2 separate regions of the Homo sapiens genome follow, and region 2 is linked to region 1. A link is an interaction called in ENCODE POLR2A ChIA-PET data of the cell type or tissue named here. Cell type or tissue: A673. All regions are shown on one strand. Each heading gives the region's core, and the rest is flanking DNA. Links, peaks and the distances in the headings are about the cores only.

What was found. ChIA-PET counts read pairs that join two places held together with the same protein. Peaks named below come from ENCODE experiments on the same cell type or tissue, not always from the same donor. Only the 100,000 strongest peaks of a DNase experiment are listed, where the experiment ranks them.
Region 2: POLR2A ChIA-PET joins it to region 1 with 10 read pairs; 5 of 35 experiments call an interaction of 5 or more read pairs at or near these places.

What each region holds. Positions count from the first base shown.
Region 1 is chr17:78,089,539-78,101,512 of GRCh38, reverse strand. It overlaps TNRC6C (trinucleotide repeat containing adaptor 6C), which reads right to left. Exons shown (of 23, transcript NM_001142640.2): 16 at 9,906-10,073; 17 at 8,389-8,580; 18 at 7,750-7,893; 19 at 3,652-3,768; 20 at 2,976-3,170. Among named protein-coding and RNA genes, the nearest start is that of TMC6, 33 kb to the left of the region's middle. In A673, for the core only: no CTCF peak of the experiment used is centred there; no DNase peak of the experiment used is centred there.
Region 2 is chr17:78,034,468-78,046,441 of GRCh38, reverse strand. The region is part of intron 4 of TNRC6C (trinucleotide repeat containing adaptor 6C); the gene reads right to left. Among named protein-coding and RNA genes, the nearest start is that of TNRC6C, 82 kb to the right of the region's middle. In A673, for the core only: CTCF peaks have their summits at 5,220 and 5,420; a DNase peak (open chromatin) is centred at 5,491; H3K4me3 peaks cover 1,992 bases; H3K27ac peaks cover 1,848 bases.

The DNA of each region.
Region 1 (11,974 bases), core at 1,568-9,567:
GTTAGGGTCTCCCTGATCAAGCTGGTCTTGGCACGGAAGCAACTTTGGAACTGGGTAACAGGCAGAGGTTGGAACTCAAGGCTCAGAAATAGACGGGAGAATGTGGGAAAGTTTGGAACTTCCTAGAGACTTGTGAAATGGCTTTGACAAATTGCTGATAAGGATATGGACAATAAAGTCCAGGCTGCAGCGGTCTCAGATGGAAATGAGGAACTTGTTGGGAACTGGGGCAAAGGTGGCTCTTGTTGTTTTAGCAAAGAGACTGGCGGCATTTTGCCCCTGCCCTAGAGATTTGTGGAGCTTTCAACTTGAGAGGGATGATTGAGGGTATCTGGCAGAAGAAATTTCTAAGCAGCAAAGCCTTCAAGAGGTGACTTGGGTGCTGCTAAAAGCATTCCGTTTTATAAGGAAAGTCGAACATGAAAGTTCAGAAAATTGGCCAGGCACGGTGGCTCACGCCTGTAATCCCAGCATTTTGGGAGGCTGAGATGGGTGGATTACGGGAGGTCAGGAGTTTGAGACCAGCCTGGCCAACATGGGGAAACCCCATCTCTACTAAAAATACAAAAATTAGCTGGGCATGGTGGCAGGCACCTGTAGTCCCAGCTACTCGGGAGGCTGAGACAGGAGAATCACTTGAACCTGGGAGGCAGAGGTTGCAGTGAGCCGAGATCACGCCACTGTACTCCGGCCTGGGTGACAAGAGTGAAACTCCATCTCAAAAAAAAAAAAAAAAAAAAAAGGAAATCCCATTTTCTGAGGAAAAATTCAAGCTGGGTGCAGAAATTTGCCTAAGTAACGAGGAGCTGCATGTTAATCCCTAAGACAATGGGGAAAATGGAGACTGTCTCTAGAGCATGTCAGAGGTCTTCAGAGAAGCCCCTCCCATCACAGGCCCAGAGGCCTACAAGGAAAAAATGGCTTCATGGGCCAGGCCCAGGGTCCACATGCTGTGTGCAGTTTAGGAATTTGGTGCCTTGTGTCCCAGCCGCTCCAGTTGTGACTGAAAGGGGCCAAGGTACAGTTTGGGCCATGGCTTCAGAGGGAGCAATCTCCAAGCCTTGGCAGCTTCCACGTGGTGTTGAGACTCTGGGTGCACAGAAGTGAAGAACTGAGGTTTGGGAACCTCCACCTAGATTTCAGAGGATATACGGAAATGCCTGGATGTTCAGACAATACTTTGCTGTGGGGCAGGGCTCTCATGGACAACCTCTGCTAGGGCAGTGTGGAAGGGAAATGTGGGGTTGGAGCCCCCACACAAAGTCCCTACTGGGGCACCACCTAGTAGAGCTATGAGAAGAAGGTCACCGTCCTCTAGACCCCAGAATGGTAGATCCACTGACAGCTTGCACCGTGTGCCTGGAAAAGCTGCAGACAATACCAGCCCGTGAAGACAGCCAAGAGGGAGGCTGTACCCTGCAGAGCTGCCCAAGACCATGGTAACCAACCTCTTGCCTAAGCATGACCCAGATGCGAGATATGAAGTCAAAGATCATTTTGGAGCTTTGAGATTTGACTGCCCTGCTGGATTTTGGTCTTGCATGGGGCCTGAGCCCCTCTGTTTTGGCCAATTTCTCCCATTTGGAATGACTGTATTTACCCAATGCCTGTACCCCCATTGTATCTAGGAAGTAACTAAGTTGCTTTTGATTTTACAGGCTTGTAGGTGGAAGGGACTTGCCTTACCTCAGATGAGACTTTGGACTGTGGACTTCTGAGTTAATGCTGAAATGAGTTAAGACTTTAGGGGACTGCTGGGAAGGCATGATTGGTTTTGAAATGTGAGGACATGAGATTTGGGAGGGGTCAGGGGCAGAATGATATGGTTTGGCTGTGTCCCCACCCAAATCTCATCTTGAATTGTAACTCCCACAATTCCCATGTTTCGTGAAGGAACCCAGTGGGAGGTTAACTGAATCATGGGGGCAGGTCTTTTCCATGCTGTTCTCGTGATAGTGAGTAAGTCTCATGAGAGCTGATGGTTTTAAAAATGGGAGTTTCCCTGCACAAGCTCTCTCTCTCTTCTTGTCTGCTGCCATGTGAGACATGCCTTTCACCTTCTACCAGGATTGTGAGGCCTCCCCAGACACATGGAACTGTAAGTCCAATAAATCTCATTCTTTTATAAATTGCCCAGTCTCGGGTATGTCTTCATCAGCAGTGTGAAAATGGACTAATACACTATCTGTAGCTGATTTTAAAAATTTTGTTATTTATTATTATTACACCCAGGCTGGAGTGCAGTGGCTCAAGCATAGCTCACTGTAGCCTCAATCTCCTGGGCTTGAGCCATCCTCCTGTCTCAGCCTCCCCAGCAGTTGGGATCACAGGTATGTGCCACTATGCCCCACTAATTTATTTTTTGTGGAGATGGGGTCTCACTTTGTTGCCCACGCTGGTGTAAATCTTCAGTTTCCTAAATTCCCAGTACATTTCTTTCATCTCTGAGGTTCGACATGCAGCACCTGAGAGAAGCTGCAATATTATGAGAGTTGTTTTTTCAAACTGGTGGGGTTTGTTTTGTTTTGGGCCTGCAAAAGCCTTACGTCCCAGTGACATCTTGTGGAGAAGCAAATATAAAAAGCAGAAATCCAGATCCCTGTGCGAAGGGGAGTCATGGGGGCAGAGAGCCTAAAGCGCTGTGCAGGCCTCTGATGGCCCAGTGTGGGGCAGCCACACTCCTGAGGATAGAATTGGCCAGTGTGGGCCCTCAATGGGTGCTGGAACTGCCTGGGACCTCTTGGCCCAGAGCAAACCTGCTGCGTGCCGGCACACCTAGGCTGATGCTAAAAACACCAGGCTCACCCAGCTACTGCCCTGGATGGACATCTAGGGTGGCCCTGGTGCCCTCCTAAGCCCTCCCAGGCTCCAGAGTTACAGGCAGGGGTCCTTACAAAGGAGGTACAGGACAAAGTGATAAGCACATCCCCTAAAGGGTAAGGCCCCCATCGGAACACGAGGAGCATGGAGCTTACCCGAGGAGTAGGAGCTGGTCCAGCCGAGGGGGCTGGCACCCCAGGTGGAGGAGGGCTTGGGATTGGTTAACCCTGGAGGTGGCCTCGTGGGTGCAGTACTGTTTCTGGGCACCTTCCATAGTTCATGAGACAGAGAGGCTTGCGTGTGGGAGGTAGGGCCAGAGGACCACGTCGATTTGATGTCTGACAGTTTACCTAGAAAGGCAGAGAGATGGAGCATATGCAGTCTTGAGACAAAGAAGAAAACTCACTGCTGTGTTTGGGGAGCCACACAGAGTGCTCTCTAACACCAGCAGACTGTGTGATAGGCAAAGAAACACCAAGTCAAGCCCCTGGCAAACTCAAGTAACCACAAATTCCCAGAAGTGTTTTGCCTCTAAGTTTTCAAAACCTTGCAGAGCCCTTGTCTTGTGGCCATGGGGGAAAGGAAGAGAGAAGGCAGTGGGCCCACACACTTGTATGGAGAAGACGTTACCACTTCCATGTGCGTGCAAGCTGATGTGCCCAGCGTGCCCACTGTGCCTGGGCAAGGCCCCCACCCATCCTTCATCACGCCACACGGCCTCCCAGCTCAGGGAGTGAGTAAAGAGCCAATAGGAAAAGCTGGGGCCTGTCAAAGTTTTGTTTGGGAAAAGAAAGAAAATGCTACCTGCAAGTCTAGAGGCCAGGCGCGTACCTGCAACACTAGGTGCGGATGCAATGCTGCTGAAAGAGCTACTGTAGCCGGAGGCACTGAGTGGCCAGGCACTCGAAGAAGGCAGCGTGGCATTCTGAGATGATGGCGGGGAGGACCCTGCAGAACCAAACACGGCACTGAGCAAGGTGGTGGCGGTGTCCGGGTTCATGACTCTAACTGTGGGGTGTGAGAACCATCAGGAATCAACCTCTCCCTAGGCTGCCATTTTTAATAGAAGCCTGAACATGAAAGTGACATGTGGGAAAGAAGAAACGGGGCATGCCTCCTACTCTGGGTCCCTGTACCCACTCAGGGAGGCCTGGGATGTTGCTGAAGGCAGAGGAATCAAAGGGCAAGAAGCAGCATGAGCTTCTTTGAGAATTCCCGCCAGAATGCTTAAAATACCATGTTTTAAGAGTTTTAAAGGACCACACTGATTTCCTCTCCCAAATAAGGTAAAATAAAAATCCAGGGCAATCTACATCCTTTCACAGTTCAAACAATGGCCACAAAATGGAAGAACAAAACTCCAAGCCTTTTATTACAAAATTTGCCATAAAAATTTGAGTATTTCTTCTGACTGGGGTGTCCCATCAGCTTACACTCATATTTTGCTTAAAAAAAATTTTTTTTTAAGAGATGGGGCTGTTGCAATGTCACCCAGGCTGCAGCACAGTGGCTGTTCACAGGCATGATCACAGTGCACAGCAGCCTCAACCTCCTGGGCTCAGTGATCCTCTTGCCTCAGCCTCCGGAGTCACAGGGACCACAGGTGCATGCCACCACACCCGGCTCATGATTCCCTTTTTAAATACAGGAATAATTAAGAGACATCTGTCCTAATAACTGTGTATATGGACTTGAGTTATTCTATCCCTAGGACTGTAGTTTTTTGAGGAAAGCTTGTCCCTGTGCCTGAAAGGGAGACTTAGGATAAATGGGCCATCCTTAAGGCACCTCAATCCCTTGTGTAAAAGCTCAGCTCCTCGCTGCTTGGTTTTATTTCATATTTTCTAATGTGGCTCTCCCTTTCAATTCTGTGAAGAAAGCAAGAAGCTGGAGAAGAAGAGCGAGGATGGAATAATGGTGACAGTTGGGGTGAACACAGGATGGAAAGAGCTCTAATTGGGACAATGACTCTGCCAGTGCACGTATCCTGGCTAGCAGAGGGAACATGAGCACAGTCTGGCTGCTAAACTGATGACCATAAACAGAATCGGACGGTTTCTGAAAAGCCATGGCATCTCAGCCGTAGGCCCACATGGCGTTGTGCAGTGAATAACCAGGTGTGTGGCACCTCCTGGACACGTGCAGTGTCCAACCTGCACAGCTGTTTGCAGCTGCCCTGCTGCAAGGGACCTCTTTAGAATGAGGGCACCAGAGCTGAGGCAAGTTAACATTTATGGGTAATCTGCAGGTCTTCACTTTTATTTTTTCCAATTTTTATTTTGGGTTCAGGGAGTCCATGTGCAGGTTTGTCACACAGGTGAACTGTGCGTCGTGGGGGTGTGGTGTAGAGATCATTCCATCACCTAGGTAGTGAGCACAGTACCCCACAGGCAGTTTCTGAATCCTCTCCTTCCTCCCACCCTCTACCATACAGCAGGCCCCGGTGTCTGCTGCTCCCTTCTTTGTGTTGTGTGAACTCGGTGTTGGGCTCCCGTTTGTAAGTGGGAACGTGTGAGCTGTCTGTTCTCTGTTCCTGTGTTAATTCCCTCAAGAAGGTCTTTACTTTAAAAGGGTGTCAGCTCGGCCGTGCGCACTGGCTCACGCATGTAATCCCAGCGCTTTGGGAGGCCTTTTCTTTTTTTGAGACGAAGTCTTGCTCTGTCACCCAGGCTGGAGTGCAGTGGCCCAATCACAGCTCACTGCAGCCTTGACCTCCCAAGGTCAAGTGATTCTCCTGTCTCAGCCTCCTGAGTAGCTGGGACCACTGACGTGTGCCACCACACGCAGCTAATTTTTTCATTTTTAATTTTTTGTAGAGCCAGGGTCTCATTATATTGCCCAGGCTGGTTTCAAATTCCTGGCCTCAAGTGATTCTCCCACGTTGGCCACCCAAAGTGCTGGGATTACAGGTGTAAGCCACTGTGCTCGGCCTGCTAGTGCTTTCTGGTTAGCAATTTCTACGTGAAGAGATGTTCATTGTACTCCCCTTTCTTTCAATAACAAACCCTAATGTATCCCTAAACACAACCAAGAGAGGTACCAGAGTGGAGCAACAAGGTTCCTCGTGCTGGTCACGAGCTGAAGGGGAGGCCTGGCATGAGCCACATGAACTGGCTACTGCTGAATACTGATGTCTGTGTACAAGTGCCAGGGCAGGCTCAAGACCCAAACGTCGAGCACCCGGGAAGTCAAACGATGTTCACTTGGAGCTACAAGTCACCCCGGTTGGCAGGTTGGCTGGCTGGCTGGTTCTTAGGCTCAGGGCTGGAGATGCCATTTCCTTGCCTTATCTCAAAGGCCAATGCATTTCCTAGGCTTAGGTTCTCTTCTGCCCTCCCCGCAAGTTGATCTCCTTAACTGGGCAGGCTATGGAGCTGGAGGACAGCTGCATGTGGAGCTTGAGGACAGCTGTCACGTGTTTCTCGGGCCATCTTCTTCACACCATGGCACACTCAGGCGATGGCTGAGGCCACTCCCAGTGGCCCTGGTTCTGCCTGGAGGCTAAGGGGCTACCTGATGCTTCATCTGGGCACCACTCGGGAAGCTCTGCCATGCAACTTCGATTCTTTCCAACTTCCCTTATGACTTGGATCTGTACAACCTGCATCCCACTTCTCCACATCCCTCAAAATATGCTAATTTTCCTGTCTGGCACAACCCTGGTGCCCCACCAGGTGTGACAAGCGGGGAGGGCTGGGTCTCTGATTCTGGCTGGCGCCTCACCTGTCCTCTGCCATCTTACACGGCTCCTTTTCCTGCACCACTTGGCTGTGTCTGACAGCAGGGACACCCGTAACATCCCTGTTCCGAAACGCAGCTGCATCCAAAAAGCAGCTGTGTAACCCCAAGGAATACACAGCATTAAACAGAAAGGGCAATCTGTACTTATGTTGGCTTTCCAGCCAAACCACAGGCACATTTAGAAGCCTATCACTTTAAAGAACCACAGAAGCAGCCAGGCACACTGGCTCACGCCTGTAATCCCAGCACTTTGGGAGGCCAAAGCAGGCGGATCACTTGAGGTCAGGAGTTCGAGATCAGCCTGGCAAACATGGTGAAACCCCATCTCTACTAAAAATAGAAAAAATTAGCTGGGTGTGGTGGTGCACGCCTGTAGTCCCAGCTAATCGGGAGGCTGAGGCATGAGAATCACTTGAGCCTGCGAGGCGGAGGTTGCAGTGAGCCAAGATCACGCCACTATACTCCAGCCTGGGCAAGAGAGCGAGAATCTGTCTCAAAAAAAAAAAAAAAAGAAACAAAAGAAGCAAACACAAAACACATGGCTCCAATGAGTCATATTTCAAGTGGGAAATTCAATGTTTTGGGAACTATCTAGGTGGCCTTATTAGTGATAGTACCTATGGCAATCTAGCTCTTCCTTCCACAAAATAGCATGCTGTGATAAAACTTTATCAGAGATGGCACTTCTATGATAAGACATTACTTATCAATAAATCCAGCAGCATGGGCGACACCTGAGGTCAGGAGTTCGAGACCAGCCTGGCCAACATGGCAAAACCCTGTCTCTACTAAAAATACAAAAATTAGCTTGGTATGGTGGCACACATGCCTGTAATTCCAGCTACTTGGGAGGCTGAGGCAGGAGAGTCGCTTGAACCCAGAAGGTGGAGATTGCAGAGAGCTGAGATCATGCCACTGCACTCCATCCTGGGCGACAGAGTGAGACTTCATCGCAAAAAAAAAAAAAAAGTAATAATAATAAAAAATCCAGCAGAAACTCAAATTGATTTCCATTTCTCCATAAGCACTACCTGCTGTCTTTTCATGCTGCTTCAGGTGACTAGAAAAGGTGCCCGCCAACTGTGCCTTGTATCATCCCTGCCTCACAGCCCAACCTGTCACCCCTGACATCTCCAAATGGGTCTAGAGAGACCGTCCATGCAGAGGCAGGAAGAGCAGCACCCTCACCTCCACTCTTGAGGAGGTAGCGGTTGACATCCTGGATGGTGGTGTTGATGGTAGGCCCAGTGGGGACACTGCCAGGAGTGACGTCAGGGTCATTCTCAGGGTCAATATTCTGCAGTCCTTTCCATGGAACTCCCGGATGGAATTCTGTTTAAGAAACCAAAATGAGAAGCCACAGATCAGAACACCGGCACATTGATTCACGAAATTTTAAAAGATGTTTTGTCCTGTTTGTAGAAATTTTTATAATCTGCTAATTAAATTAGAGGTACACCTTATACTCTCTTTCATTAAAGCAATCAATCCTTTGGAACAAACTAGAACCAGGTATCACAGCTATCATATTAAGCTAGTTTTCACACAGGGTTGGAATAGTTTTACCGGATAGTGTGCAGTGTGCTTCCTCCCTGCCACCCCTTCCACTCCTCATGCTGAACTAAGGGTTTACAGAAAAATGCCTGATGCTAACCATACCCAAAATTGATCTGACAAATGGATTTCCAAGGAAAATGCCAAAGCTCTGGGCTTAACGCTTCCAGATCCTTAGCTCAGATTCTGGGTCCTCTCAGCCTAATCACTCTCTGCAGGCTTGGAGCACATTCTGACCTGCTGCTGTTGCACAGAAGTGTTGCATGGTCTTACCTGGGGGCCAGTTGATGCTAGAGCCATTTGAGATTTTATCACTGTCAGATTTGGCACGTGACCAGCTATGGGGAACAGCTACGGGAGGACTGGCTGGTGACTCACTGTTCTGGATTAAATCGTACCGGCCATAGGAGTCATCAATGGAGGACTTACCTGGAGGCCCAATGCTTAGACCTCCAGGGATAGCACCTATGGGGACAATAGGAAACAAAGAAGCGAGTGAATACTCTCCAGTTGAGAGACACCAGAAGATACCCTAAGCCTCCCTATGTACCTTCTGTTCTAGGTCCAATGCCTTGCCCTATTCAGTTACATGAATTGTAAGACTTGGTCTGTCTAGGATTCTGTAAGAATCAATGACTTTATTTATTTATTTATTTATTTTTTTGAGACAACTTCTCACTCTGTGGCCCAGGCTGGAGTGTAGTGATGTGATCAGGGCTCAACCTCCTGGGCTCAAGCGATCCTCCCACCTTGGCCTCCCAAGTAGCTGGAACTACAGGTGTGAGCCACCATGCCTGGCCAGTGACTGTTTCAGTTAGCTACAATTTCAGCCCTGAAAGATTGAAACCCTTGAAGAACAATTTCAGTTTGTCCAGTAAGAAGTCTTTACAAAATACATATCCATACCATGGGAAGCTGCCCTTAATAAATCTTTTTGGGGACAACTTATGAGTCTTTGTGATTAGCTATCAAATTTGCTGTTATCTCTTCCCTCCTTTTAGTCTGAAACCCTCACTACGGAAGAACACAGTGGATGTTAAAAATTCATACAGAACCAAACCAACCAGCTACAGGCAGCAGAGCCCTCCTGCTAAGAAAGGTGCCAGCAGTGTGTGATGATTTTCCGTAAGTTAACCATGAGACATAGTTTCCTTTTTCTTTTTAGAATGCTTCCTATCAAGAGAGAACTACGTAACCTACTGAATTTCCTTTGCTGTTTATTCTACCAGGAAGTTCAGAGTTAAATTTAATGCTTGAGAGTGAGATTACCTCCTATGGTTATCATTTTTGCTTCCACCTTACTCGTGTGTCCATCAGTAAAGAGTTCCCGATGGGGACACCAGTTTGGAGTAAGACAGACTGCTTGGATGGAGGGGAATAACCAACAGAAATGCACCCTAGTATTTACAGCTGCAGTTCCCATACATACTGTATATTTGATTTTCTATTTATGTTTTACCATTTTATTGAAAACATTTCAGCAGACTCAAGTTTTTGTTGATGAATATAGATACATAAAAAAAGTACACAGGCTATGACCTAGATTCTTTGCTGCTCTGGGGTTTTCAAATTATTTCTAAGTTTGTAGCTAAGATCTAATGGTTGGGTTTTAAGAAGTTTGATCAGTGACTAGCTGAGATCTTATATGCACTATAATGGAATGGGTTATTTTAAATCCAACTTTCAGTGCTCAATTCTTAGAAAAGTATAGAATGGCCATGCTATACAACAGGACGATCGATTAATAAGCCAGCAGTGATCCCACCACAGGCATCCTAGCTCAGACGTACCATGCTTGCTAGGGTTCTGCTCCAGGGGGGAAGCGGCACTGGGCAAGTTATCCATGGAGTTGGGGTGCGTCCACTGGGGGAGGCGTGACTGGGACTGGGATGGGTCCTTCACCGACAAGCCACCGGTCATGTCCATGCTGTTGACATTCATGTTTGGGTTCAGTCCAGCTAAAGAGAGAGATGCGGTTAGGATTCGCCTGCTCCTCTAAATGACTTCATTCTAAAGCTCTCCTATAGAAGCTATTTCAGTCTTCGCTTACAGCAAATTTTTTTTTTTTTTTGAGACGGAGTCTTGCTCTTGATGCCCAGGCTGGAGTGCAATGGCACAATCTTGGCTCATTGCAACCTCCGCCTCCCAGGTTCAAGCGATTCTCCTGCCTCAGCCTCCCAAGTAGCTGGGATACAGCAAAATATTTTAACTATAACTTTTAGTGCTGGTGAAAAAATACTACTTATCGTCATAACAACATGTATTTCTAGGAATATTATTCCTAAATTAAGGTGAAAATGTGAATAGTCTTTGATTAAGTAAGGCCCACAATTCTCTTCATTTTACTTGTTTCAGTGCTGAATAAACATGGTCCTGAGGCTTCTCAGAGTCCACAGGAAAATAGAAAAAGTCCAAACTATTAGGAAAATCTTTCTTTGTTTTGGGATATCTTACGGAAACTCATCAGGTCAAAAACACTTTTCCAGAACTCTAAAGTACCACCTATGAAACAGACTGATAGGATAATTCAGTTCTACCTTTAGTGAGTTTCCTTTACAAAAGTCTGCTCTGAAAGAGTCTGTGAATTAAGTATCAAACTACTTTTAAGGAACTGAACTATTTGACAGCGGGGGTGCTGCCATCTGCCCCCAGCTGGGATGGTGAGCTGAGGCTTCTGGGCTCATTCCTTATAGCTAAAAGCAGGTACCTGGTTATTTGTCCAGGACCTGCACTAAGCTAGGTTAATAAAGAAAGATGATGAGGAGGACAATGAAAAGAAGGTTGAAGTAAAGAGTTTCTGATGAGGACACTAGTTTGGAGCAGGACAGACTGCTTGTTTGGAAGGGAATAACCAGCACAAGCGCCCCCCTCCCCTTGTATTTCCAGCTGCAGTTCCCCTTACCACATACACATACCCCATAGGTCCTTACCGTAAGTACTACGCCACACGGTACGTAAGCACAGTGAGCCTCTACTACTTAGCCAGGTGCTGAACATTCTGGTTCTTACCTTTATTTCAGAGGCTGCAAATTCAAATGCCCATAGGAGCCAGGTGGGCCATGCACATGAAGAAGTGGGCTTCATGGGGACTGTGGCAAACCAGAGAGTGTCTGTCCTGTCTAAATAAACAGGTGCTACTGGGGCCAACCACCTATTGCTACCTGGAACATAGACCCACTATAGCCATTTTTAAGAGAAGCCAGAAGCCACTTTCCCCAATTTTTGAATGTTGGCATTAACACACACCTATGCACATGCACACACACACTTCGCAGACCTAACAAAACGCCTTTGCAAGCCCATCAGTGCCACAGGGCTGCCTACTTGCAATCTCTGCTGTGTGGGTTCTTTTCGTTTCAGCTTGTACAGATCTAGCCAGGTAAGGTGGCAACAATGTCAGGGCTTCAACCTGGCCTTCAGAATGCTCCAAATTTCACAATTTGGCGCCAACCCATCTCTCCCAACTTTCCCCTCTGGGAAAGTCAGCTAGACTGGCCTGGCCCTTGCAAAATGGGCCCCTGAAACAAGCCAGGCCTCTTTCTTCTGTGCTACGTGAGGCTTCCCCTTTATTTGGAAAGGCTTCCTCTTTATTTACTGTAATCCTATCCAATCATTTGAGGTTCAAGCTTAATCCTACTCTCTGATTTTTCTTTCACCACTCAAAGTGAAAGTGAACTTTTCCTTCTCTAGAGCCCTGTAAGAATCACATGACACTGGTATCAAGGTTATTTTTTCCCATTTATATGCCTGCTCTTCCTATCTAGATGGCGAACTCCAGGTGGCAAAAGACTGAGAATAACAACGACAGGCTGAACATGAGGGAAGGAAGGTAGCTAGGAGCCCCCACTACTGACCATGG
Region 2 (11,974 bases), core at 1,233-9,232, 55 kb after region 1:
CTTTGGGAGGCCGAGGCAGGTGGATCACCTGAGGTCAGGAGTTCGAGACCAGCCTGGCCAACATGGTGAAACCTCGTCTCTACTTACACAAAAATTAGCCGGGTGTGGTGGTGCACGCCTGTGGTTCCAGCTACTTGGGAGTTGAGGCAGGAGTATCACTCGAACCCAAGAGGTGGAGGTTGCAGTGAGCCGAGACTGTGCCACTGCACTCCAGCCTGGGCAACACAGTGAGACTCCATCTCAAAAAAAAAAAAAAGAATCCTAAAAATCGGTAAGAAAGAGGCCAACAACCCAACCAGAAATGGGAAAAGGATAGGAACAGGCAATTTAGAAAAGAGAAAACTCATAAGCCATTAACATATGAAACAATAATCAACCTCATTAATAATCAAGAAATGCACTTTAATGTCACACTGTAGATGAAAGTGACACAACACTACAATTTTTGAATTGTGGTTCCCTCTGGGGGTGGGATGGGGACCAGAATGGGGTTAGAGGATGATACCTATAACATTTTTAAAATAGAGAGCCCTGAAGCAAATATGGCATGATATTATGTTAAATCTCTATTGTGAACACAGTTATATTATTTTCTATATACTTTCTTCTATTGAAAAAATATTTTCAAAATTTTTAATTTTTATGTTTAAATGTGATACAAATCAGGCGGCAGAGCAGTCTGATTAAAAACCCATCTGATCCCTGAATTAAGTGTCTAATTTCTGAAGGTGAGTTCCTTGAGGGCGTGGCAAATATCTTTTTAGTTTTCCATTCAAAATGCTTGCCACATATAGGCAAACAATATATGCTTCCTGGGCAAACAAAACCATACATGCATAGTGCTACAATCTGAGTTCTAGCTGAAGTCACCAATCAGCTGCACTTGTACAGCCCAGACTGCTTTGAACAAGCACGTCCATCTTCTGAGGGAACCACTTCCACTACAATGACGCCGCCTACTCAGACCTTCCCGGGCTTTGAGGTGTAGATCTCAACTATGCCACAGCAAAATAACCACCAATGGGGCAATACTGGCAGGAAGCAAAGTCACTTCTACAAAGGCCAATATCCATCCCCAATAGCTGAAGTGCCCTAAGGATGGCCATATAGGATGCCATAAGGATGAAGTCATGCCTGTTGAGTTTACATATTGGGTATTTCTAGAACCTTTTCCATTAAAACAAGAAATAAAACTTCCCTCTGACTGCCCCTGTTCCAAGCACCCTCATGTCTTGACTGGATTACTGTAAATAACTTTCCAACAGGTCTCTTCCCATGCCCCCTACTGCCCCACCCACAATAATGTGCTCAACACTGCATACAGTGCTCTTTTCCAAATGAATGCCCAGTGGGTCACCAATGGTTGGGTCTCTTTTGAGGCCATTCATATCATTCTTTCTCCTGCTCTGTGCTCCAGACAGTTCCTTGAGGTGCCATCTGTGTCCTGCCCTCCCAAAGACAGGGCTGTTAAAGGTGCCATCCCCTGCCTGGGCTCAATGTCTATTCTTTTTTCCCATCTCAAATCCATGGACATTTAATTTGGGACGTTTTTGTTCCCTAGTTAGGACTCCCTCATACATTCATTGTAACAGTCTTCCTTTCAAGTCACTTAGACCAACCAGGGTGGCAAACAATTTCTGTAAAGGGCCTAATAGCCAAAATGCTTTAGGCTTTGTGGGCCATATAGTCTCTGTCACAACTACTCAATTCTGCTGCTGTGGCACAAAAGCAGAATGAGTGTGGCTGTGTGCCAACAAAACTTTATTTCCAAAAATAGGTGATGGGCCAGATGTGGCTCATGGGCCCAGAGCTTGCCAACTCAATTGAAACAATAACTATTATTGAGTGCCTCCTATATGCAGCTACTGTGCTGGGGACACAGCCATAAACAAGATGAACGACTTCTTTCTCTCATGGAGCACACATTCTAGTGTGAGTCATCGTGTGACTGGCTGGTTCTCCCTCTAGGCTGTAAACACCATGAAGGCAAGGCGTACCTATTCTGGCTCTATTTTTACTGCCAGTGTTCAGCAGAGTATCTGACAGAGAAGAAGCAGTAAATAAACATACATTGAATGAATGAATAATTCTTATCAATACTTGAAAGCAGTTTGCTAGTAATATAAATGATGCTTAAATTTTCAGTCTTGAAGGTAAAGTTAAGATTAAGCTTAGGTTGCCATGTTGACTAGCAACCAACTTAACTGAAGTTACTTGCAAAAATACTGGGTTATCTATTCAGAGAAGTTAGTACAAGAGGAACTGATAGCTCAAAATCTTTTTTAGTTAGAAAAAATTACAACTGAGACTATGAATCTATGTTGAAAACATAGATAGGGTTTGATAATAAGTTATACTACCTCAATCCTAGGTATATACCCAAAAGAAAGGAGATCAGTATATTGAAGAGAGAGCTTCGATGTTTGCTGCAGCACTACTCACAACAACCAAGATTTGGAAGCAACCTATGTGTCCATAAACAGATGAATAAAGAAAATATGGCAGATATACACAATGGAATACTGTTCAGCCATAAAAAGAATAAGATCCTGTCATTTGCAACAACATGGATGGAACTGGAGGTCACTATGTTAATTAAAATAAGCCAGGCACATGAAGACAAGCTTTGCATGTTCTCACTTATTTGTGGGAGTTAAAAACGAACATAATTGAACTTATGAAGATAGAGGCTAGGAAGGGTAGTGCGAGAGTGAGGGGTGGGGAGAAGTGGAGAAGGGTTAATGGGTACAAAAAATAATCAGAAAGAATAAATAAGACCTAGTAATTACTAGCATAACAGGCTTACTATAGCTAAAAATAATTTCACTGTCCATTTAAAAAATACATAAAAGAGTATAATAGGATTATTTGTAACACAATGGATAAATACTTGAGATGACTGATACCCCATTTATCCTGATGTGATTATTACACATTGCATGCCTGTATCAAAATATCTCATGTAACCCATAAATATATATACCTTCTATGTACCCACAGAAATAAAAAAAATTATAAAAAATATGTTTTACTATAGAAGTCAATTTGGAACAATGCTATTTTACTTAAGAAGGAACCAATCAACCAACCAACCATCTCTTTTCTCCCACCTCTATAGCCTCCTTGCACTTCTTGGGATAGGCTGCAGCCTCGGGGCCACACTGTGGCCTGGTACATCTTCTGTCACAGGAGAGGAGCAGGGAGTGTGCCCAGCCCAGCCCAGCCCACTGAAGTTTCAGGCTGCAGCTGCTGACATTCCACCTTTGGCTACCATTATGAGACATACTGCTATTCTTTTTTCCTTTTTTTCCATACTTCAGCTGCTCTCTTGTTCCTTACTTCTTGGTTCTTCCACCTCATCAAATGATCTGGCTCTTCACAAATTAATTTTACTGAAAATTCAATGCAGGTTCACGGAGAAAGAGAAAAGCACCTACTACTTATAAGCTCTTTTTTGAAGGGTAGGCTTAGGAATCTCTCTGAAAATTATACATACAAAACCCCCAAACCGGGGACTGTATTGCATACTGAGCTAATTAAAATATGCTTTTAGTTCTATCAAATCCCTGAATGTCTCCTCTTCCTCATCATCACCACCACCACCATCACCACTGTTACGACCATCACCAACACCGTCATCACCAACACCACCACCACCACCATCAGCACCACCACCATGATCACCACCAGCATCATGATGACCACTACCATCATTGTTATCTCCACCATCATCACCAACTCCATCATCACCATCACCAATAGCACCATCATCATCACCACCATCACCACATATTCTTTTAATCAGAATACCAGGATTTACTCCAAAAATGAAAATGCAGTCTAAAAGGTTAAATTTCGTTAAAAAAAAAAAAAAAATCTGTGAAATGACCGAATTTTAAGAGCAGCCATTTTGAAATGAATGAAAACTCTGAAATGAACCAAGACATCACATACTTTATACCATTTCGGAGTTTGAAGTATTTCCATACACGTCGGCTTAGCTGACCCTTACAAACAATGTCAGTTTTACAGATGAAGAAACAGGCTCAGAGAGGCTAAGTGGCCAGGGTTTGTAACTAATAAACAGTAAGGAATGAACTGAAATCTGAGTTTTCAGAATATAATCTAGTGCTCTTCCCACCACAACATTCTATTATCAAATAATTTTTCCCCTAAAAAAAGCCTTAAAAAGAAAAAAGAAATGAAGCTCATGTATAACGTTAAATTCTCTTTTCTTCTGCTGTTAAGTGGTTTACAGTCTATAAATAGGTGTCTATAAAAATCTAAGCAACGTAACTGTCTTAAGTGATTAAATTAAAAAGGATTACATAATAGCATGGTTGAAAGAGAAAAGCTTTCCTTTGTCTTTAAATTCCAAAATGTTAGCATATAAAGATAAAATTTTCCTGGAAAATATTTAATGAAGAGCTTCCAAAAGCCATAGTAAGCAAAATTTTAATTAGGTATCAGATTTAATCAGATATGAAAGTGTGGACAAGATTTACTCAGAGGTGTGCAGAATGCTGTACTGGTACTAACACTGACAAATAGTAAATGTGTTCATTCTTTATCATCACAGTCCTTTTAACTGAAATAATATGTATTATAAAAACTAGTTCGCAATGCTTTCAACAGTTGATAGTATACGTTTACTAAGGCTTACTGATACCACAAATCCTTCGCTGCTTGGTTTTCAGGGGCAGGATAAATGCTACAACAGCCTTCAGCTTTTGAAAACCAAAGATGCCTCCCCCTCTACTGCATTTACTGGGTGTAAAGATCTCAGGGAGAAAGTACTTTGAATTCAAAATTCCATTGCTGGACAGACTCCCAAACATTTCATCTGTCAACTACTATAAATACAAGGAATTATGAAACGCAGAACACAGTACAAGATTTATTGGAAACACAAATAGTGTCCAAAAGAATAAGTTTGTTGCCTTGTGTTTTTCTTCAAAACGGCAGTAAAATGAGATTGCTTCCTCAAGGTTAAGAGTCTATTAAATAAAGAAGGAAACTGGGGGCAAAGGAGGCTTGCTTCCTAATTTGGGAAGGCCTGCCCGTGCCAGCCCAGCAGAGAGAAACCACAGTAGGGAAAGCCATGGGTAAGTCTCTGCTCCGTGCGGCAGATCTTTAGCAAGCAGCTCTTTTCCAAGACGCCATTTTATCCAATCTGAATTGCAGCCAAGAGCTTAGGGACGCCGGGCTACCACTCACACGCTGGAATGTTATGTCACAAACGGACTGGCGAGAAGCAGCCACTATTTGTTCCGTGTTTGTTCCGTTTCTCCTGCTCTACGAGGGGCTGACGGGTGAGGAAATACCTGCAGACGGTGCCGCCCAACCCTCCTAGGAGACGCCACCTCGCGTGCACAGCTGCCTCTACGCCTGCATCGAGGCTCGCCTGGCCTCTCGCTACAACATGTCGGCTGGGTACAGCGAGAGCCGCCTCCTGTAGAGCTGCCAGGGAGCTGCCAGGAAGCTCCCGGGGCCAGTCTGCGTCCGGGCCACCCGCGGGCGCCCGCGGCCGCAAGCCGGGCAGGGCTGGGCAATGCCCTTTCTACTCCAGGAGGCACCCGACTCATCCCCTTCAACTAGGGGCGGAGGCATGGACGGATGGGATTTTACAGCTTTGATTATCTAATTGCAGCTGACACTAAACCGATCTTCCTTCCTCTTTAAATTCTTTCGATTGTCACAAACATTTTCACTTCAGGACCCAGTTACAATTAGCATCACAGCCACTTTTCTTCTGTGTTTTTGAAAGTCAGCCAAAAGAATAACGGCATTTTGCCTATTGGCTGCAGGCGAATAAACTGCGGCTCTCTCATCCTGCCTTTGTTTTCCGCTCCTTCTTTCTCCCTTTTTCTAAACAACTCCTAAACATTTGGCATGCCAACACTAGCTGTAATATTCTAAATGAGCCCCATATGTAAACTGGCAAGTGTCCAGCTTCTTAATTACTTTCCTGCCTCTATCTAAAAAAGATCTAAGTAGCAAACACTGCCGTATATTAATCAAAGCCTCTGTTTATAAATGTACAAAGCAGCCACCAAAACAATACATTGTTCTGCCTTTGGCACAAGAACTTATTATTATTATTATTTTTTAAAGATAAAAGCTCTCAAGTGTTTCAAGCTGGAGCTATCCTGCAGACTTGCAAAACATAATCTGCACTGAACCTGACATGATCAGGTGGCATTCTTTGGAATCTCTGGAAATCACTGTACGTACTAATACTCATCTTCCCAGTTAAGATCTGTTGCTATTTGGCTAAATATACTCCCATCCAAATCAATACATGAATTTACAAATCTAGTTTCCCCTGTATTATTTTATGAGAAGGCCAATGTTTCATTTGCTGATAACAGTCTTTACCTAAAGAGAACCTGGAACCAGGGCTGGGAGGCACCCTGGCCTACCTGTCTTGCAGAAGCCCTTCCACCATTGGCAATAACTGACTATCTCTCCTTGGCTACTGCCAGTGAAGGGGGAAGGAATAAAAGTTCTTCCAGAAATCTGAAAACCCTGCCTACCACCCTACATTTCCGCCACTCTTGTTCCACCTCTGTCCTCTGGGGCTGCCTGGGGGCAGCGGGCTCTCAGGACAGCCCTTTGACAGCTGAAATGCCCACAGGCCCTCCTCCTCTCGGGCTTGTTGTAGGCTCCCCTCTGTTGTTCTCCCAGTCCTTAGTGGGCATTTCTAGGCCTTTATTGCCCTGTCTGCTCTGGATGCCCTTGTGTGCAAGCCTGTGTTTCCCACGAGGGATGGCAGCCACAGGATGCTGCCTGACAACAGCCACAGCATTAACCACTGGCAGGAGGGTCAGCTGGACGCTGGAAAGCTCCATTTAGAATTGTCAGCCCATTACAAAATTGGTTTCACTTGACTGAATTTCACTTCAACATCAGCATTATCGAATATTAAAAGCATCTAGGACTTATTTTTGCATGCAAGTATTAGAAGTCTTGGTTACCTTCTAAAATGGGATACTTGTTGACATCAATAACGCTACAAAACCAATGAAGCTTCTGCCCAATGCCCAGGCCAACGTGGGTGACGGCAAGAAGGTGACACCAAGAACAGAGGGGATGGCTGACCTGGTAAGAGGTAGGGAGTGGGGGGGGGGGGCAAGATTTGAAATTGCTGTTCTGTGGGGACCTGCAGCCTAGCAAAAGTTCAACTGGTTCTCAAACACAGGCTGCTCTTTATCATCACAGGATAAAGTGAGATTGCTGGTCACTGGAAGACTAATGCTATCTACACCTGTGCCTGTTCTGTAACGAATACAGTCAACTCTGTTTTTGTCCCTACTGCCTCTCGACACGTTCCAACTTGCCTGTTATTAATTCATGCCACTGGGCAGAGGACAAATGCAGAGCATTCAGTCGTCAGTAAAGAGCTGTGCTCTAGGTGTCTGCAGGATGTACTACGTCATATTACCCAACATTTTGATAAATCCTGCCACATGCCTCCTTACATTCCGACCAACAGCACACCAGCGTCGCCTTTTCCCACACTCTCGCTGGTCGCCTGCGGTGATTACAGGGTCTTGAGAAGATTAAATGAGTTAATATGTGTAAAGCAATTGGATCTTGCAAATGATAAGCACTCAATCCATAGTACTGTGTTATTACAATAGAGGAATATTAACAAGATTTAAAGTTTTGACAATTTGGTAAGTGAAAAGTGATCTATCAATGCTGTTTCCATTTATCTTTTCCCTGATTACAAGGAAATACTTTTTTTTTTTTTTTTTTTTGACACGGAGTCTCGCTCTGTCGCCCAGGCTGGAGTGCAGTGGCACCATCTCAGCTCACTGCAAGCTCCGCCTCCCGGGTTCACGGCATTCTCCTGCCTCAGCCTCCCGAGTAGCTGGGACTACAGGCGCCCGCCACCACGCCCGGCTAATTTTTTGTATTTTTTTTTTTAGTAGAGATGGGGTTTCACCGTGTTAGCCAGGATGGTCTCAATCTCCTGAACTCGTGATCCACCTGCCTCGGCCTCCCAAAGTGCTGGGATTACATGCGTGAGCCACCGCACCCAGCCACAAGGGAATACTTTCAACATACTTAGGACCCATTTGTGGTAGTTCTATGATCTTCCCGTTCACATTCTTTGCCCATTCTTCTATGGGACTGTTTTTCTTTTGATTTGTCGGAACACTTGGTATTTTTGAGATATTTATCTTTTGCTATTTACACTGTAAACATGTCCTCTCAGATTTTATTCATATTCATGTACAAAACTTTTAAATTTTTATACACTCAAACTTGTCAGTCTTTCTTTTCATGGCTTATGATTAAAATTTTATCCCAAGATTTAGAAAATACTCTCTTACGTCATCTTTCTGTAGTTCTTATATTTGTCTTGCATATGGCTTTCTAGCACTCGATATTGATCTGAACCACTATTTTCTCAGTGATCTGCAACTCTCCGTGTATACATCTGTTTTTCCCCCTGCTCTCTTTATATCATAGTTCCTGGATCTGTGTTTACTCCTGCCCTAGAAACACGCTGTTAAAATTACTAGAGGATCACAGCTCAAAGTGATAGCTCATTATGCTTTTTCAGTCTCTTGGCTCTTCTATTCACGTACATTCGCTCTTCTAGATGAAGTTTGGAATTAGTCTATCAAGTTCCAAAAGCAACTTGGAGGAAGAGCTTTAAATCTGAATTTAATTTGGCTCTATTACCAAAAGAAGCTTTTATGCTGGTTTATTACTATTACTTAGTAATACCAACAGCCAACTTCTGTAGCCTTACATCTTCCCACTGCCCCCCGCCACAATGAGCCTGCAGCGCTTACTGAGAGGCTTTACAACTGCGGGTCTGCGCTTTTCATGCATGCAGGTCACTCCATCTGCGACGCCCTTTCACCTTCTTTGCCCAGCACAGCTAACTTGAAACTCAGCTCATATCACCTCCACCAGAAAGGCTTCCTTGCAGTCCCCTATCCGTAGTCTGGGTTAGTTGTCCTTCCCATGTGGCACTCTATGCTTATCTCTGTTACAATACCTTGAAGTGGCTGACTTACTTATTGGTTATTCCAAAACACTTCACTCATGAATTGTCCATCCCCAGTGCAGGGTATGTGATGTTTGGTAGGCATTCAACAAATGTTCTGCTCAATGAACAAATGAAGACACACATGACAAAACCACCGTTCTGAAAGGCTAGCATCTTCTTCCCTTCTCAGAGCTGTGCAAGCCGAGTGTGGCACTGCTGCCTGAACATTCTCATATAGGAAGAAAAGGAAAAAGAGTGAAAAAGTGTGAAGCCAGTACACTAGTTTGTCTAAGAAATGGCAAAATGTGTGGTTGCAATTTTCTATAGAAGCAAGCTTGCAGATTAATGTAAATCAAAAGGTGAATTATGACAAAATGTTTTAAGAGTCAGATTAATCTACTATTTACATCTCGTTAGGAAGCATATTCTATATAAAGAAAAAGAATAATGAAATAAATAACTGTCAGACTAAGTCTCTTTCCATTCTTTCTTTCTTTCTTTTTTTTTTTTAATGGAATCTTGCTCTGTCACCCAGGCTGGAGTGCAGTGGTGTGATCTCAGCTCACTGCAACCTCTGCCTCCTGGATTCAAGTGATTCTCTTGCCTCAGCCTCCCGAGTAGCTGGGGTTACAGGCGCCTACCATCACACCCAGCTAATTTTTGTATTTTTAGTAGAGATGGGGTTTCGCTATGTTGGCCAGGCTGGTCTTAAACTCCTGACCTCAGGTGATCCACCTGCCTCGGCCTCTCAAACTGCTGGGATTACAGGTGTGAGCCAACGCGCCCGGCCTATGTAAGTCTCTTCTCTAATTTCGCCCGTTGCCTTGTACTGTAACAGTATATAAATATACATTTTATCTATTCTTACACAGCTAAAAACGCTACAAATTCCACTTTTAACTCTTTAAAAACTTTCCCATTTCTGCTCCTCTATTGTTTAATTTTATCTGTAAATCCTCTCTGTTTACTGGAATGGACACGTAAGTTTTCCATTAGCACAGTACAGGACTATAACACTTACTTCCATGGGAAAGCAGCAGGCAACTGGTCAAATACTCAGTTATGGGGAAACAAGGATGCCCACAAATCTCCACCGTGCAGCTTTTTAAAACTATGACAAAGGTGACTCAAACTCCGTCAATTCCTTCCACGAATACTTCACTTTCTTTAGTTTTCGCTAAGCACACTAAAACCTGGGGGGAGGGCACAAAGAGTTTACGTACTAAGACACCTGGGAAAAACACAGAAATTCGTGTGCGAAGCTGAAAGAACTCCAAGCTTCACTTTGCTCTTCATCAGAAATGGTGTACTGCTAAATTCCTAAGGACGCCTCCCTCAGCGGCCCCCTGCTTGGTTAATTCAGTCTTAGTTCTACGGACCCAGCATTTGTACTTCTTTTTAACTGAACCTTACAAGTTAGAGAAATGTAATCATGAATAAAACTCTGTTTTTTTGTTTTAATGTAGAAGTGACCGTAGGAGTCACTTCCACATTAAAGTGACAGATTAAAGTACAATGAAAATCTATGTATTACTTTTAAGAAAGTTGATAAGAGCTTTTATTTCAAACTGTATCTAAAAATACTTTCACTGCGACCAGAAATCTGGTTACTCCTCGGGAATACACCAATAGAATTTCACCTGGATGTGAATTCATTAAACAACTATAATATGAAAAAGAGAACTCTAGGAAGGACAAGTGAAACTTCAAAATATACACAAATCACAGAGTGATGAGAAAGCTTTACTGCACTGTTTTAGAATTTAGTCAGTCAAAAATTTTGACTATTTTTTTGAAACAGGTCTTGCTGTGTTGTCCATGCTGGTCTTGAATTCCTGGGCTCAAGCGATCCTTCTCCCTCAGCCTGTCAGGTAGCTGGGATTTGTGAACACTCTGCTTCACAATGGTGTTTCAAAGATGGGTACATATTTGTTGTATATTTCAAAGTCTCACCAGTCTCACACTAACAACTATCACCTGCATTACTCAACACCTACTATAAGCAAGACCTTGTGCTGCATATGAAATAAATAGCTCATCTTCAAAATTAGGAATCTCTTCATTTCAAAGATGAGTCAAAAGTACAGGGAGTGAAGGTGATTTGGTCAAGGTCACACAGGAGGTGGTGGGTCTGGAAAGTGGATTGGGCCTGTCTCTTGACCACTTTGCCATACTGCCTCCATGCTTGCTGATGCTCACCTACAATCCCTGTGCCAACACCGTAACAACATGGGACAGTGTTCCTGAAAGTCCTTCCACTGACAAAATCAAACAAAGTCATTGGAATGGTGTCTGAGTCAGAAATTTAAGGGAAAGGACCTTAGAGATCATGAGAGGTTCAAACCTCTCATTTTAGATGAGAAATGGAAGGACTAGTTGGTGGCATAACAAGTTCTAGTTTCCAAGTCCTCACCTATGGTTCAGAGATTTTCCCATTCTGCTTAGTCATAGAAAGCTCAGAGACGTTATTTATTTTTTCCTGTTGCCCAGGCTGGAATGCAGTGACTCGATCTTGGCTCACTGCATCCTCCACCTCCCAGACTCAAGCGATTGTCCCACCTCAGCCTCTTGAGTAGCTGGGACCACAGGCACATGCCACCATGTCTGGCTAATTTTTGTACTTTTTGCAGAAAGGGGGTTTTGCTGTGTCACCCAGGCTGGCCTCGAACTCCTGAGCTCAAGCAATTCACCCGCCCAGGGCTTCAAAGTGCTGGGATTACAGGCATCAGCCACCACGCCCGACCTCAAACATTTTCTTCATAGGATATTTCCAACTTAGTTTAAAGGCAAGACTCTTATGACCTAATCAGCAAAAAATATAGGATATACAGTATACAGTAAGTGCAAAGGTGTTATGTTACAAAGTGGGCATATTACACCTGTGAGAACAGAATGGAGACAGAGCTGCTTGGGGAAGCCTCACGGGTGCGGGGGGACAATGAACTGGAAGTAAAGTGGGGGTTG